2 separate regions of the Homo sapiens genome follow, and region 2 is linked to region 1. A link is an interaction called in ENCODE POLR2A ChIA-PET data of the cell type or tissue named here. Cell type or tissue: Caco-2. All regions are shown on one strand. Links, peaks and the distances in the headings refer to the core of each region. The heading gives the core; the rest is flanking DNA.

Evidence for each region. Peaks named below come from ENCODE experiments on the same cell type or tissue, not always from the same donor. Only the 100,000 strongest peaks of a DNase experiment are listed, where the experiment ranks them.
Region 2: POLR2A ChIA-PET joins it to region 1 with 11 read pairs; 1 of 35 experiments calls an interaction of 5 or more read pairs at or near these places.

Annotation. Positions count from the first base shown.
Region 1 is chr16:88,675,932-88,684,967 of GRCh38, reverse strand. SNAI3 (snail family transcriptional repressor 3) reads left to right here. Exons shown (of 3, transcript NM_178310.4): 2 at 3,254-3,874; 3 at 6,339-7,280. The coding sequence ends at 6,520. All of the region lies in intron 3 of SNAI3-AS1 (SNAI3 antisense RNA 1), which reads right to left. Among named protein-coding and RNA genes, the nearest start is that of SNAI3, 6.1 kb to the left of the region's middle. RefSeq lists enhancers at 2,309-2,568, 2,819-3,108, 3,299-3,478, 3,123-3,944, 3,869-3,988 and 2 more. In Caco-2, for the core only: a CTCF peak has its summit at 3,719 (motif pointing left); a DNase peak (open chromatin) is centred at 3,708.
Region 2 is chr16:88,426,278-88,433,277 of GRCh38, reverse strand. It overlaps ZNF469 (zinc finger protein 469), which reads right to left. Exons shown (of 3, transcript NM_001367624.2): 3 at 1-5,933. The coding sequence starts at 5,807. LOC112268182 (a long non-coding RNA gene) reads left to right here and starts at 2,916. Exons shown (of 3, transcript XR_007065178.1): 1 at 2,916-3,006; 2 at 3,156-3,314. RefSeq lists an enhancer at 1-274 and a silencer at 2,523-2,682. In Caco-2, for the core only: no CTCF peak of the experiment used is centred there; a DNase peak (open chromatin) is centred at 2,102; H3K4me3 peaks cover 558 bases; H3K27me3 peaks cover 249 bases.

The DNA of each region.
Region 1 (9,036 bases), core at 2,047-6,046:
CAGCTGCCTGGCTTTCTGACAGCCAGGGGGCCCTGGCAACTTTCTGCCAAGATGTTACCCCAGGATAGACCTGAGGTGCTGGGATTTGGGGCCCCTCAATCTCTCCTTTTAAATAAATGGCTCCTATGGCTCCCCAGGGAACCCCTGAAGCCAGCAAGGTACTTAAACAGTCTCTTCAGCTGGGTGTGGCGGCTCATGCCTGTAATCTCAGCACTTTGGGAGGTCGAGGACGGCAGATCACTTGAGGTCAGGAGTTCGAAACCAGCCAACATGGCGAAACCCCGTCCCTACTAAAAATACAGAAGTTACCCCGGTGTGCTGGCGGGTGCCTATAATCCCAGATACTCAGGAGGCTGAGGTAGGAGAATCACTTGAACCCGGGAGATGGAGGTTGCAGTGAGCCACGATCGCGCCCCTGCACTCCAACCTGGGCGACAGAGCGAGACTCTGTCTCAAAACAAAACAAAACAAAACAGTGTCTTCTCCCCAGGATCTGGACCGCAGCATGAATAAAAAGGCAAGCAAAACCCAGAGAGTATGGGGAAAGCATTTAAAATCCCAGCAGAAACACATGGTCAGCCTGACGGGGCGAGACTGTCTCTTGCCCCGTCCTGCCTCTGGGCTCAGCCACTGGGCCCACAAACAGGGTCCTGGCTCTGTGACAATACCTGGAGGCAGAAAGGTGGCCATGTCTTAGAGATGGAAAAAAGAAATGGTGACTTTTTCCTGCAGAGAGGCCCCAGCAAAGCCGGGAAACCTGGGGCTCCCCCAGTGCTGTCTCCCCAGAACTCTCTTGGACGCTGCCTCTTAGCCTGTCATTGCCGTCACTTCTGGGTGGACAGAAACCTGATGACTCTGTAATTAGGAAAACTGAGGGTGGGAGGAGGTCAGGTCAGGAGAGAGTGGCAGATGGGAGGCGTTCCTTTGAATCCCCTATTCCTCCTCATCCTCACAGCACTGGTTATTGTCAATTTTTTTCAGTTCTACTGGGTGTGAGCATCTCATTGTGATTGCGATTTGGGCTTCCCTGATGGCATTGAGCATCTTTGCATGTGTTCATTGGCCATTTGTGTATCGTCTTTGGAGAAATAGTTATTCAGATCCCTTGCCCAGGCCGGGCGCAGTGGCTCACACTTGTAATCCAGCACTTTGGGAGGCTGAGGTGGGCAGATCCCTTGAGGCCAGGAGTTTGAGACGAGTCTGGCCAATGTGGCAAAAACCCGCGTCTACTAAACATACAAAAATTAGCTGGGCATGGTGGCAGGTGTCTGTAATCCCAGCTATCAGGAGGCTGAGGCAGGAGAATTGTTTGAACCTGGGAGGCGGAGGTTGCAGTGAGCTGAGATCACGCCATTGCACTCCAGCCTGGGCGACAAGAGTGAGACTCCAGCTCAAAAAAAAAAAAAAAAAAAAAGGCCAGGCGCAGTGGCTTATGCCTGTAATCCCAGTACTTTGGGAGGCTGATGCAGGCGGATCACAAGGTCAAGAGTTCGAGACCAGCCTGGCCAACATGGTAAAACCCTGTCTCTACTAAGAATACAAAAATAAGCCAGGCGTGGTGGCGCATGCCTGTAATCCCAGCTACTTGGGAGGCTGAGGCAGGAGAATTGCTTGAACCAGGGAGGCAGAGGTTGCAATGAGCCCAGATCGTGCCATCGCACTCCAGCCTGGGTGACAGAGCGAGACTCCATCTGGGGGAAAAAAAAAATTAGCCAGGCATGGTGGCGCACACCTGTAGTCCCAGCTACTTGGGAGTCTGAGGCAGGAAAATCATTTGGACCTGGGAGGTGGAGGTTGCAGGTTGCAGTGAGCCGATTTCACGCCACTGCACTCCAGCCTGGGAGACAGAGCAAGACTCTGTCTCAAAAAAAAAAAAAAAAAAAGGGTGGGGGGCCAGGTGCGGTGGCTCACGCCTGTGATCCCAGCACTTTGGGAGGCCAAGGAGGGTGGATCACGAGGTCAGGAGATCGAGACCATTCTGGCTAACACAGTGAAATCCTGTCTCTACAAAAAAAATACAAAAAAATTAGCCGGGCGTGGTGGCAGGCGCCTGTACTCCCAGCTACGCAGGAGGCTGAGGCAGGAGAATCGCTTGAACCCAGGAGGTGGAGGTTACAGTGAACCGAGATCACGCCACTGCACTCCAGCCTGGCAACAGAGCGAGACTCCGTCTCTAAAAAAAAAAAAAAAAAAAAAAAAAAAAAATCCCTTGCCCATATTAAAATTGTATTATTTGTCTTTTTATTGTCGACTTGCTAACATCCTTTATATGTTCTAGTGTTCTAGATGCTATTCCTGATCAGAAGTCTGATTTGCAAATATTTTCTCCTATTCTATGGGTTGTCTGTCTCTACCCAAAGCCTCAGCATGGAGGTAGAAACAGAGCCAGAGATCCATTTTAACACATATAGAGTAAGAAAGGGATTGAGGGCTGTTGGGAGATTTTGGCTTTGGGGACATACAGAGTTTAACTCTTACCTGCAGACTAACCTGTTTATCTGGGGGCTGCTGCCCTTACATGGATCACCCATGTGGTGTGCAGTGTGCCAGCCCCCAGATAGAGGAAACACCGTCCTGGGGAGGAGCCCAGCCGGGGTAATTCTGAAAGCCCAGGCCAGAGCACCCCAGCCATGTGGCTCAGCTGCATTCAGAGCACAGTAGAGTGGGCACTGGTCAGCGGCCAGGGAGGCTTCTGAGCTCACTGCCTCGTTATCCACAAAAGGAGATGCCCGAGGGGCGACTGTGGGGTGACTGGAGGGTGATTAGTTATGAGTGGGCTGATTTTACACTCAGCCGGCACCTTGCTGCCAAGCGTCTGACTGATGGCTGCTGCATGGGCACCTGGAGGATGCCGGCCCAGGCTGGGACCCCTCCAGAGGTGGGTGGGGCTCATCAGAGGGTCCTGCCCAGCCGAGGCGTAAAGGGCCCTCCTTTACCCACGAGGCCTGTTTCATGTTCCTGAACACAAAGGGTCCCGTCAGATGTTTCTTTGTGTTTAAAGAGGAAGTGAGATTCGCTCTCTAGACCGCGGGGCCTTCTTGTTCTAGATGACTCCACTCCTGGCCACGCTGTCACTTCCCTGCACAGCACCGCCAGCTCCCTTGCAAGCTGGGTCTGCATGCAGGTTCCCGGCTACACCTCCCACGCCAGGCTGCTGATGGGCTGTGACTGGGTCCACGAATCAGAGTTGGAAAACACAAAGTGCTGGGGATTCAGTCTTCATCTTTCTATTCTCTCCCCTCCACCCCTCTAGAAATCAATGGTGCCTGCTCTGCCTGTGGGGGGCTGGTGGTGCCCCTCCTCCCCCGAGACAAGGAGGCCCCTTCTGTGCCCGGTGACCTTCCCCAGCCCTGGGACCGCTCCTCGGCCGTCGCCTGCATCTCCCTGCCCCTCCTGCCACGGATCGAGGAAGCTCTGGGGGCCTCTGGGCTGGACGCCTTGGAAGTCAGCGAGGTCGACCCTCGGGCCAGCCGGGCCGCCATTGTACCCCTCAAAGACAGCCTGAACCACCTCAACCTGCCCCCACTGCTGGTGCTGCCCACACGGTGGTCCCCGACCTTGGGCCCAGACCGGCACGGGGCTCCGGAAAAACTGCTTGGGGCTGAGCGGATGCCCCGAGCCCCGGGCGGCTTTGAGTGCTTCCACTGCCACAAACCCTACCACACGCTGGCCGGGCTGGCCAGGCACCGGCAGCTGCACTGCCACCTGCAGGTGGGGCGTGTCTTCACCTGCAAGTACTGCGACAAGGAGTACACCAGCCTGGGTGCCCTCAAGATGCACATCCGCACTCACACGCTGCCCTGCACCTGCAAGATCTGTGGCAAGGCCTTCTCCAGGCCCTGGTTACTGCAGGGCCATGTCCGCACCCACACAGGTAGGACAGGGTGAAGGTCTGCAAGGACGGTCTGGGCTGGGGGAAGAGGGTGGGCTGCGGGAGTTAGAAAAGGAGGAGGGGTGATTTTATAAACAATAGCATGGGCATTCACATTCAGCTTCTGCCTTTTGACTTATCTGTACAAAGTCCCACAGACCACAGACTAGAGGCCAGAAGTCCAAAATCCAGGTGTCAGCAGGGGCCAGTGCAGGAGCCACGCCTGTAATCCCAGCACTTTGGGAGATTGAGGTGGGAGGATCACTTCAAGCCAGGGGTTCAGGACCAGCCTGGCCAACAAGCAAGACCCCAGTCTCTACTAAAAATCCAAACAGCTGAGTGTGGTGGCACGTGCTGGTAGGCCCAGCTACTTAGGAGGCTGAGGCAGGAGGATCACTTGAGCCCAGGAGGTTGAGGCTGCAGTGAGCTGTGGTCATGCCACTGCACTCCAGCCTGAGCAACAGAGTGAGACCCCAACTCAAAACAAAAAAACAAAACAAAACAAAAAAACCCACCAGGCATGGAGGCTCACGCCTATAATCCCAGCATTTTAGGAGGCAGAGGTGGGTGGATCACCTGAGGTCATGAGTTTGAGACCAGCCTGGCCAACATATGAAACTCTGTCTCTGCTAAAAATACAAAAATTAGCCGGACGTGGCAGTGCACACCTGTAATCCCAGCTATTCAGGAGACTGAGGCAGGAGAATCATTTGAACCCAGGAGGTGGAGGTTGCGGTGAGCCAAGATTGCGCCACTGCCCTCCAGCCTGGTGACAGAGCGAGACTCTGTCTCAAAAAAAAAAAAAAAAAAAAAAAAAAAAATCAAAAACATAATGCCATTAAAGTACAAAAGTGGCCTGCCCTTCCCAAGAGCCGGCCAGCAGCCTCTGCCCGGGCTTTCTGTCAACCTCAGCGTGCAAAGAATAAAAACAGAAAGGAAGAAAGGGCGCCAGGAATAAGCTTCAGTCTCCACATCAGGCCCAAAGGTTCACACTTTTTTTTTTTTTTTTTTGGTCTGAGGCAGGGTCTCACTCTATTGCTCAGGCTGGAGTGCAGTGGTTTGATTGCAGCTCACTGCAGCTTTGACTGCCTGGGTTCAAGTGATTCTCCTGCCTCAGCCTCCTGAGTAGCTGGGTCCACAGACATGCATCACCATGCCCAGCCAATTTTTAAATTATTTGTAGAAACGGGGGTCTCGCTATGTTGCCCAGGCTGGTCTTGAACTTCTGGGCTCAATCCATTTTCTCACCTTGGCCTCCCAAAGTGCTGGGATTACAGGCATGAGCCACTGTGCCCAGCTAGTTCACACTTTTTCTTTTTTTTTTTTTTTTTTTTTGAGACAGAGTCTCACTCTTTTGCCCAGGCCGGACCATAGTGGCTCTATGTCAGCTCACTGCAAGCCCCGCCTCCTGGGTTCATGCCATTCTCCTGCCTCAGCCTCCCGAGTAGCCGGGACTACAGACACCTGCCACCACGCCCAGCTGATTTTTTGTGTTTTTAGTAGAGATGGGGTTTTCACCATGTTAGCCAGGATGGTCTCGATCTCCTGACCTCGTGATCCACCCGCCTCGGCCTCCCAAAGTGCTGGGATTACAGGTGTGAGCCACTGCGCCCGGCCTGCTAGTTCATACTTTTTCTAACTGGAGGTTCCCTACCCCCTAAGTCATGACTTTTGTGACTGGGACCCTCTGAGTCACACCTGGGTGCAGGCCAGAGGGAAGGCCTTTTCCAGGTCTCTGGGAAATCCTTTCTGGTTTTTCTCAACTCTTTGATGACGACACCCCCCACACACCCCCTTTCCGTGCCAAAGGGCCCTGGGGCTTGGTGCCCTCAGCCTGGGAGTGAGGAGTGTGGGGAGGCCCTGCGGGAGGCTGGCCTGGCCAGGAGCATGCCCAGTGTCCCACCAGCAGGAATGCAGGTGCTCTGGGCCCCTCAGGGGCTGCAGGCTGAGGTCTCTCAGGACTCTATGGGGCTACAGGAATGAACAAACGATTCCCAGTCACACTTCCCTTTACAGGTGTTGGGCCAAGGTCCCAGCAGGACTTTGTCCAGATCCCCTGTTGTCCTGATGGGAGGTGGTTCCTAAATTCTGCCTCCTCAAGGTCCACAGCTCTGCCCCTGCCCTGGATTCTGCTGGAGCTGGCCAGACCCCCCCACTTGCCTGTGAGTGGCCAGAAACAGCTGCCAGAGGCCCCCAGTGCTTCTCCCGTCCTCTCCCAGTGGCCAAGGGCCCCGGGAGGGCTACTGCAGCAACACTAGGAGATCTAGCACCTGTGGCTGCCTGTGCTCCTGGGAGGGGCTTCAGGTGATGTGGCGTGCCACCCCGTCCCCACACAGCTCAACCTTGGGTGCTCTGGCTGTGAGCATTTGTGGGGAAGGGATGGGAGTATCCATTGATGGGCAGGGTGGGTGCTTTAGCCTTCACTCCATCTTCCATGGTGTCACTGGCCGCCGCCTTCCTCCCACAGGGGAGAAGCCCTATGCCTGCTCGCACTGCAGCAGGGCCTTTGCCGACCGCTCCAACCTTCGGGCCCATCTGCAAACGCACTCAGACGCCAAGAAGTACCGGTGCCGGCGCTGCACCAAGACCTTCTCCCGCATGTCCCTCCTGGCGCGGCATGAGGAGTCTGGCTGCTGCCCGGGCCCCTGAGAGGCACGTGGTCGGCGCAGGTAGGAGGGATGGTCCTCACCGGGAGAGCTGGCGTCCCTCCTGCCCCCAGAGGAGCCAGGAGTCTGGGAGGGCGGGGCCTGGCCTCACACTTGGTGCGTCCTCCACATCTGCGTCCAATCAGAACCAAAGAAGTCCAGCGGGGGCCACTGGGCCGGAGGACACTCCCCCAGGCATCCCACCGCGCGGAGCCCACTCAGAGGAGACTCCTCTCCCGGGGAAGGCTTTCATCAGAACAAGAGCCATGGTTCCATTTCGACACGGCCAGGTCTCCGGGGCTACCCTTCCAAGAGTCAGAGCCTCGGGGAGGTGGCCGCCAGCATGGGCCGGCACTGCCGCCGGATGGCTGGCAAGGCTGCCTAGTTCCATTGCAGCAGAAATGAACAGTTCTGACTTATAGTGAGCACCGCCCTGTGGCCCTTCCTCAGTAGGCACAACTACCTCTCAGCCAGCCCCCGCCAGCCTTTGGTTTGGGGTCTGGGACGAGCTGCCCCATGTCACACGTCTATGTGCATGTGCACACACACTCAAACATGTACACACACGTGCCCTCCCCACCTCACTAGACTCTCCGGGAGATGGGGCAGGACTGGGAGAGCCCACGATTGGTGATTTGGGTGTGTTGGGATGAGGCGGAGTGCCTGTGGGATTTGTCCCGGTCAGAGCCTCAGGGGGCTGGGGTCTCAGGGCACTCAGCTTCCCAGGCAATAACAGCCGTGGGGTAATAAATGGTCTCTGCACACCTGCATGTTCCGTTCTTCGAAGCTTTGAGTCTTGGCCAATCCCCTGGTTCTGTGGAGGAGGTGGGACTCTGAGAAACTCCCTGAGACAGCAGGATTTGGGGATCGCCTGGGGCCTTTAGCCACCAAGTAGGCAGGAGACTCTGGGTCAGGGCCTGCCACTGTGAAAAACTCTTCTGAGAGGTGGGGACACTGCCAGTGGGTGAGCAGGGGCGCCACTGTGGGCAGAAGCCAGCGCAGGAGTGGGAGAGTGTCCCATGGCACAGAGGAATGGCCAAGAGGCTCCAGCTGGTGCCGGGTAGAGGGCCAAGACCAAGGCCGGGGCAGGCGTTGTGCAGCTGGGGGCAGCGAGTCCTCCCTGCTGCCTGGTCAGAACAGAGGACTCAGGGCTCCTGCTGCAGCCCTCAAGCGCTGCGAGGGTCTGACATGATCACTGCTGTCTTGCAGAGGGTCTGGGCCTCTGTCCACCCATGGTACCTGGGGCATCCGTGAACTGGAATCCCAGACCCTTGCCCTGCCCTGTTGAGACACTGTGCCAAATCGACATGGTTGCCTACACTCAAGACCCCCCTCCCTGGAGTCCTGCTCCCACCATCCAGTGGGGTGGTGGCGTTTCCTTCTTACACGTGGCCTCTTCTCACCGCCGAGCTGTTGGGCGGCCGCCCACTGGGCTGGTCCTCCTCTTCCCAGCATGTCTCAGCCTCTCCAGCTCAACCCCAGGGGCAGCGTCCAGGAAGGAGCAAGGAGGCCCCTCCTAGTCCCTGACACCTTCGCTGATGGGGATGGTGGAAGGGAGGTTTCTGGGAGCGGACACCTGTCCCTCAGGAGGGCTGGGCCGCTGTCAGCTGCCCTGCTTCTGGCTGCAGACAGGAAGACATCATTGTCCTGGTCCTGGAATGGAGCCACGTGGAGAGCGGCAAGCGCTCCCCTTGCTCCCAGAGCCCACTGAGCCTCCCGTCCATCCGTCTGTCCATGAGACTATTCAGGGGGGCTCACAGGGACCACACATGAAGCACCTTGTTGCTCAGCCACTTGGCTGCTCCAGTCCCAACCCGGGCAGTGGGAGCCCCACTCGGGGCAGCCCCGCCTGCAGATCAGCCTGGCTAACACCTGCCAGGTGCTGACGGGCCCTTGGGCAGATGGCTTGACGACACCTGTTTGAAGAGCCTTGGGGACATCCCAGAGGAAGCTTGACCTAGACCTTGGGCTCCGCTGGATCAAGGGTGACCTTGAGTAAACCGGCTCCCCAGAAGAGCTTGGGCTCCAGCCGCTACCAGTCTCCACGTGAGCTGGCGAAGTGAAGACACTGAGAAAGCCTCTCTCACCTTCCTGGACCGGGACCACTGCCTCCCCTACAGGGATTGGCCGTCCCCAGAGAGGGAGGCACCCACTCAGCTGCCATAACAAAGCACCCCAGCCTGAGTGGCCGAAACAACAGAGTTTCATTCTCCCCCAGTCCTGGAGGCTGGAAGTCCCAGATCCAGGTGAAGGCAGGGCTGGTTCCTTCAGAGGCTGTGAGGGCGGGGCTGTTCCAGGCTTTCTTGTGGCTTTGGGAGTCCCGTGGCATCTCCCTGTGTGTGTCTGTTTCTGTCTCTCCTCTTCTTATGAGGATACAGTCATGTTGCCCTGCTCCAGGAGGCCCCCATCTTAACTCATGACATCTGCAAAGCCTCTACTTCCAAATATGGTCACAAGCGGAGGGCCCGAAAATTAGGACTTCAACATACGGAAGCGGGGGGACGCAATTCCACCTAAACA
Region 2 (7,000 bases), core at 449-4,448, 250 kb after region 1:
TTCACTCGTGGAGGGCTCTGGGCAGCAGGTGTCAGCTCCTGCAAGCCCAGGATGCCATCTTTACTCTTAGCCACTCCAGGCCCTGGGAGCTGGAGCTGACGTATGGGGGGGCTCAAAGCTGGGTCCTGGGACCTCCTGCTAGGGTGGGTGTTGGATACACAGGCGGGACTTGGCACAGGGACCAACCAAGCCTCCCTGCCCCGGGGGGCAGTCAGTGAGGAGGCCCCCGCCGGTGCAAACTCATTACCCTCAAAGCCAGGCCTCCCTGCCGTGGGGTGGAGGTGCCCACCTGCTCTGCCTGCAGAATGTCCCTGGGCAGCATGGCTGGGACTGGCACCAAAAGGCCAGGTGGCATCCAGAGGTGGAGCCCCGTCACCCTGAAATGCCAAGTCAGGGGCCAGATGGACAGCAGGGCTGCCAAAAGCTTCTGGAGCAGGGGCCCCTCGGTGGGGCTGGTCTGCTGTGCCGGGCTCTGGGAGGAACCCTCCTCTCTGTTCACAGGGAAGCAGCCGCAGGGAGTCTTCACTTTCTTGTGAGCTGGCGGCCTCCTTATTCTTAGGAAATGAAAGTTCCTGGTCGGGGCTGCACTTTGCTAAACTCCCGGCATCCAGCTGTGGGCCAGGCTGCTTGCTGGGCTCAGGCAGGCAGACATCTTGGGGGGGCCTGCTGTCTCCTTCTGCCTGGCAAAGTCCAGTCTTGGAGGCTCCGGCTTTCTGCACTGGCTGAAAATGGAAGTTGGCTCCCCTGGGGCTGAAAGGAGCCCCAGAAACCAGGTCTTCCTGGGCACAGGGGAGAAGGGCTGCATGTCCCGGATGGAAGGAGGCTGGGCAGGGCCACGTCCCCCCAGGCCTCCCCTGAACCGCTTCCACGGTGGCCACAGCCGATTCCGCACCCTCCCGATGTGCAGTGGATTCTCCAACGCGCGTGAGGTCAGCTGCCGAGAACGTGTCCTCGTGGGGCACGGTGGCCTGGCAGGTGCGCCGTTGGGAGGGTGGCTCTGTGCCTGTGCCGAGCTCCACCCTGCCCACCGACTCAGCTTCTGCAAGCTCTCTCGGGGCCCCACGTGTGTCTTTGCTCCTTTGCAGCTGACTTTCTAATTCGGTGACCAATTTCTGGATCTCCAGTTCATCCTCGGACAGGTGACTCATAAGAGCAACGCTACATCCACTCCCCTTCCCAGGCAAAGATGGGGCGGCGCCGGGAACCACTGTCCGTTCAGGGGGACACGTCTTACTGAGCACCTTTCCCCCCGAGAGATCAGGAAAATGGCTAGGCAGCATCGGGGATACTTCCTCAAGCAGCAAAAAAGAGGGGTACGGTGGATCTGACGGCACCGTCTTCTGGGGAGGGTCGGCACATGCGAACGGCAGACCGGAGTCCCTGTTCGCAGACAGGCTGCCATAGAGGGGTGGGTCGAATCTGTCCACCGGCAGGTCTGGGAAGAGGGATGAGGACTCCAAGGTCGGTGGCGATGCAGCCCTGCCTGGCTCCGTCTCAGCGGTGCCAGGTGGGCTCCTTGGCAGCTGTGGCTCGAGGGAACCGGCATCCTCGCCGTCCTGGCAAAGGCAGGAGCTGCTGGCCGGCGGGGCATCCCTGGCTGAGGGCTTGGGGTGCAGTTCTTCCAGGAAACAGCCAGCCAGGTCTTTGGGTCCGAGGAACAACTCACTGTGGGGGCTGCTGTAGGGCTGAGGCCCCTTTTTGGCAACTGGAACCCCCAAGGGGTCTCTGTTAAAACCAGCAGGGTCACAGCCAAAACTGGAGATCTTTGAAGACAGAACACTGGGTTTGGGGCAGGCGGTACTTGAGGGGTTAGCCACGGGTGCCAGAAATTCTCCAGGCTGGCGGGCAGGGGGGTCCTTGCTGTTGTGGGAGACTGGGGCCTGTGTGCCCCCAGGACCACCCAGCAGGCTGCCCACACCTGGCGTTGGCGAGCTTCCGTGGGGCGCCGTGTTGGCGAGGCTTCCCGACGGCTTGGGGGTGCCGGTGTCATGTCTGCTGGGCGGCGGCTGCTCTGGTATCAGGAGACCGGGGCTTGCTCCCATTTCTCCCGCACAGGCGGCTGGAGGAGAACGCAAAGCCTCTGTGAATTCTGTGCTGTCCGGGGCTGACTCTTCGGCAGTTTCAGGCTCCTTGGCCTCCTGGGGAAAGTCCAGCGACGGGCGGGTTTCCTCTGAGGTCTCGGTGTTGGTGGGGACCTGCAGGGGATCCTTGGGGGCCACTGAGGGGCGATCAGCACACTTGGGGCCTCCCTCCCTGGCGGCCGCTCCCGTCTCCAGGCTTCGAGACGGGCCACGGGCCTGAGGGCTCCTGCCGGGGCCCGGGCGAGACCCGCCCGGCTCCTCGGGGTTCGCGGGGGCTCCGTCCCCGCCGGCTTCCTGCCTCGCCGCCTTCCGGGGTTTCTGTGGCTCATCCTCTCTGGGACCCTGGGTCAGCTCCACTTCCTTCCTCTTCTCGCCTCGGCCCCGCCGGCCTCTGAAGCCGGGGCCCCGCGGCGGAGGCTGCTCGTCCTCCTCGGACTCCGAGGCGAAGTCGTACTCGCGGAGCCTGCGGTCCTCAGCTCCGGGCCGGGGCCTCCCCGCCGCCAGGGAGCCGCACCTGCCCGCCCGCCGCCCCAGCCGCCGGTGGCGCCTGTTCTTCTGCTGCACGATCTTCAGAATGAGCTCCTTGCCCCAGGCGCCGCCCCGAGCCTTCCTCTTCCTGGGGTCCTTCCTGGGGGGCAGCCGGCGGCGCCGGGAGCTGCGGGTCTCCTCGGGGAGGGCGGCGGCTCTCGGGACCCGGGGCGCGGGGTCTGCGCGGCTCCCGGGGGCCTGCGTTCTAGGGCGCCGGGGACGGGGTGGGGGCCGCTCCCCGAGACCGTCGTTCCTCCGGGGCCTCAGGCCGGAGGCTCTGCCGCCGCCGCCCGACCCCGACCCCTCTGCTGCGCCGCCCGAGTCCAGATCCTTCCGGAACAGCTTCAACTGCTTCCCCCTCCTCTGCTGCCTGCCCTGGCTGGGCGCATCCGCCTCGGTGGGGGCCAGACCCAGGGAACGCGTTTTGGGCCTGCCTCGGGCTGGGCAGCCCCTGTCCCCAGGGCGGGGGGTTTGGGGGTCCGGCGTGGCTGCTGGGAGCGGGGGCGGAGCTTTGCTCTCTGGAGTCACCCCCGCCTTGCTCTTAAGGGGGTGTCCGGAGCTGGGACCTCTGGGGCCGGAAGGCTCCTCGTCCGCGAAGACGTCGATGAAGCTGCTGTCGATCTCCGGGTTGTCCGACTGGTACTCCATGCCGTTGAGCGCCTCTGTGATGAGGCTGTCCAGCTTGGCGTCATCCTCCATGTCCAGGTCCGAGGCAGGGAGCGGGAAGGGGGTGGCGGCCAGGCTGGGCAGGAAGCCTGTCCTCAGGGGGTCGTCTTTGCCCTCGGCCTGGGCGTCCCCAGCTAACAGGAAGGTCTTCGCGTGGCTGAGCAAGCCCGCGTGTGCGTCGGCAGGGACTCTGGGGGCAGCGGGGGGCGAGGGGAGCCCAGGGGGGCCTGGAGACCGCTGGTGGCCATCCTTGGCCCTGGCCAGGAGCAGGCCACAGAACTGCCGGTGGGCCAGGAAGGCCGCCAGGCTGCTGTAGTTGCGGTCACACTGCCTGCAGGTCAGCAGCACGTCCAGCTGGTCCAGGCTGGCGCTGCTGAGGGAGAAGTGGTGTGTGGGGTACGGAGGCGGCGCACGGGGGAAGCCCTGCAGCCCTCCCCGACCCACCTCGGGGCCCTCGTGGGGGAATGGGGTCTCCTCCAGGCACTGGAAGGCACCCTCGGCTCCCAGCCCATCTGCGGGAAAAGGGAAGGCCTTGGCTGGCTCTGGCTGGTAGTGGGTGGGGAGGGAGTGGGGGGGCTCCGGGGACGGGAAGGGGCTGCCCGTCTCCTGGGGGTGAGTGGGTGGGTGGAAGAAGGCCGAGGGCCCGAGGGGGCCGGGGAGCTGGCTTTCCTCTGAGCTGGGGTTGGCTGGGCTGCTGGACATCGGCGACAGGGAAGAGCAGGTGCTGCCGGCCGTGTTGGTGGCCGGTGACGGCAGTGGGGACTCGCTGGGGGAGGCTCCCACTACCCTCGGTGGGGGCAGGCTGGGTGTCCCGTGGGGTGAAACCTGGGGCTGGGCCACCCCGAAGAACAGGGGCTGAGCCCCAGGGTCTGTCATTCCGTTGTAGGTGAACAGTGCTGGGGAGCCGCCCTGGCTGCTTCTCACGGCTGGCAGCTTCTCTCTGGGTCCCGGTGTCTTGCCAGCAGTGCCCAGGGCTCCTTGGCTGCCCCCCTGCCACTCGGGGCCCCCCGCGGGGAAAGGCAGCCGGCTCAGCATCTCCATTCCGTGGGGACTTGGCCGGGCGGTCGGGAGCACTTGGGGCCAAGGCAGGGGGGCACTCTGGGGGAGGCAGAGCCGCTGGCCTGGGCTGGGCTGGCCGTTAAAGAACATACTCCTGGTGGCAGCCAGGGGGCCCCCAGGAGGTGTGGGGTAAGGGGCTGCTGTGGGGTCCCACAGCTGGGGCAGCCTGGCGGGTGGGGGCCCTGGGGCGGCCAGCTCGGTGTCCGGAGGCCCCGGGCTGGTGTCCACCCCACTGGCTCTGTACGCCTGCCCTGGAAAGTGCCTCTGGGGTAGGGAGCTAGGGGGCCCTCTCGTGCTCCCCAGCCCATCCTGGGCTGAAGGTGGTCTTTCGGGAAGGATTTTGGTCAGGCTCTTGTGTAAACTGTCAGAGAAGGGTCTCGGGGCCGAGTGAGCAGCTCCAGGGGAAGAGAGGGCACCACTGAGGTCGCTGTGGCGGTTCAGGCCACCTGGCTGGCCCTGGTAGCAGGGCAGGGGTGAGGGCGCAGGCTGGGTGGGCAGCGGGTAGGCAGGGCCCGTGCCCACGGCCTCCTCCGGCCACGCTCCCTGGGGCTGATGGAAGGCAAACACCAGTGGCCCATTGGTGAATGCGTGCCCAGCCACATCCGCAGGGAAGGGTTTTGTGCTGGCCCCATGCAGTGCCGGGAAGGGGAACTGGAAGGAAACTCCCCTGGGGCTGCCGCCGGGCCTGCTGCCTTTGGGAATAGGTTCCGGCTCGGCGGGGGGAACCCCGAAATTAGCACCTGGGAAGCTATTCTCAGCAGCGGGAGGCCAGGAGTCGGCCCCACTGGCCTGGTATTCGGGATAGGAACCGGGCTGGAGGGGGCTGGTGCCCCTGCTCTGGGGGGGCCCCGGGGCTGGGGGCCTGGGGGTGGCGCTTGGTGAGGTATAGTTGGTGGAGGTAAAGCTGGAGGGTGGCTCCTGGAAGCACCTGTGGAAGCCAAGCTCTTCGGCGGCGGGTTGGGCCTCAGTCCTTGGGAGGCCCGGCCTGAGTGGAGCTCCAGTCCCAGGGCCCTGGGGGGTGTCCACCTCAGGGAGCTGGGCAGCCTCCAGCTGTGGGTTCTCTGGTGTCTCGTCCAGGGTGGGCTTGGTCCTCGAGCTGGCGATGCCCAGAATGTAGCGCTGTGGGGGGCTGCCCTCTGCCCTGCCCGCCAGCCTTGAGGGAGCCTGCAAGGGGCTTCTCCCCGGTGGGGTCTGGGGGCTGCCCCTCTTCCCAGGGGTGCTGCTCGGGGCCTGGCCTCTCAGGGATGGGGGCTTGAGCTCCCCGTCCCTGGCCTGCCTTGGCTGGGCCTCGGGGAGCTCCATGGCCTGGGCCTGGCCGCCAGCCTCCCTGGCACCCTTGGTGGTCCTGGTAGCTGGGGTGTTGTCCTCCAGTGGCGGCTGGGAGGGGTGCCCCGGGCTGCTGGCAACTTGGCGGGGCTGCAGGTCTCCAGTCATGGTGGGGGGCGGCGCTCCTCGGGGGCGCTCCCCAGGCATGGCCCCTCCGTCCTGGCGCTAGGACGACGCAGCTGTCCGAGGGGGGCCCTGGGGAGTGGGCTGGACGGCCATCCTCAGCCCTCGATGGGCCCCAGGGAAGCCTGCGCTCATGGTCCTGAGTGGAGCCTGGAAGGAAAGGTCAGGGGTGAGTGGGGCAGAGGGGCTGGGTGGCCCTCGCCTAGACAGGGAGCTTCTAGGCTCTCCATGCGGGTGTGGCCGGGCCAGAAGCAGAAGAGGCTGCGTGCAGCCATCACAGAAGCTCCGCGCTTAGAAGGGATGCTCGGCTCAGCCCCTACCTAGAAGCAGGAAGGGAGAGGGCATCCCGCCAGATGGAACAGGGACCCTTCCCTGTCTTAGGGAGAAGAGGGGCGGTGGAGCGCAGAGATTGAGTGGAGGGGGAGGGAGGGGGAGCTTTCTGGGGTGTGAGGAGGCCGCTTACAGGCTCAGAGCAGTCCTCGGCCAGGCTGTGGAGAGGACAGGCACCTGTGTGGGGCACAAGCTCTCAGCCTGCAGGAACTGCCCCAGGGCAGGGTCCTGGCAGCGTCCAGGAGGGCCCAGGTGGATGCTTACACCTGCCATGGGGAGGGCCTTGAGGCAGGAGGCTGCGTTGCAGGACATAGGGGACTGAGGCAGCAGAGGCTCAACCTGAACCTCTCAGGGCCTGGGCGGCTGGTTCCAAGCGGGGACTCCCCTGCCGTCAGCCAGGGTCTCCCTGCCACCAGGCCTTACAGGGTAACCTCCAGATCCTGCCGTCAGCCAGGGTCTCCCTGCCACCAGGCCTTACAGGGTAACCTCCAGATCCTGCCGTCAGCCAGGGTCTCCCTGCCACCAGGCCTTACAGGGTAACCTCCAGATCCTGCTCCAGGAAGCCCCCAGCCTCCAGACGGTGCCGGCTCCCATTCTGGCACATGCCAGATGTAGCAGGAGCCGCTTGCCCAGAGGAGCCTGGCCCCTTGCTCACCCAGGGCTGGCTTCACACTCATCATGTCTGTTCTCATGTCATGACATACGGGACTGTCCTCTGTGCGGACAGGACTCAGACCCGAGCCATTGGCTGTGGCCACGAGGTGCGCAGGCCGCTCCGTGTGGGGGCCCCTTCTGACTTGCCCAGCAGGGACCGGGCGTCCTTTACACAGCAGAGTGAGGCAGGGCTCAGCCCTTGCAGGCATTGTCCTTGCCACTGACCCCTGGGT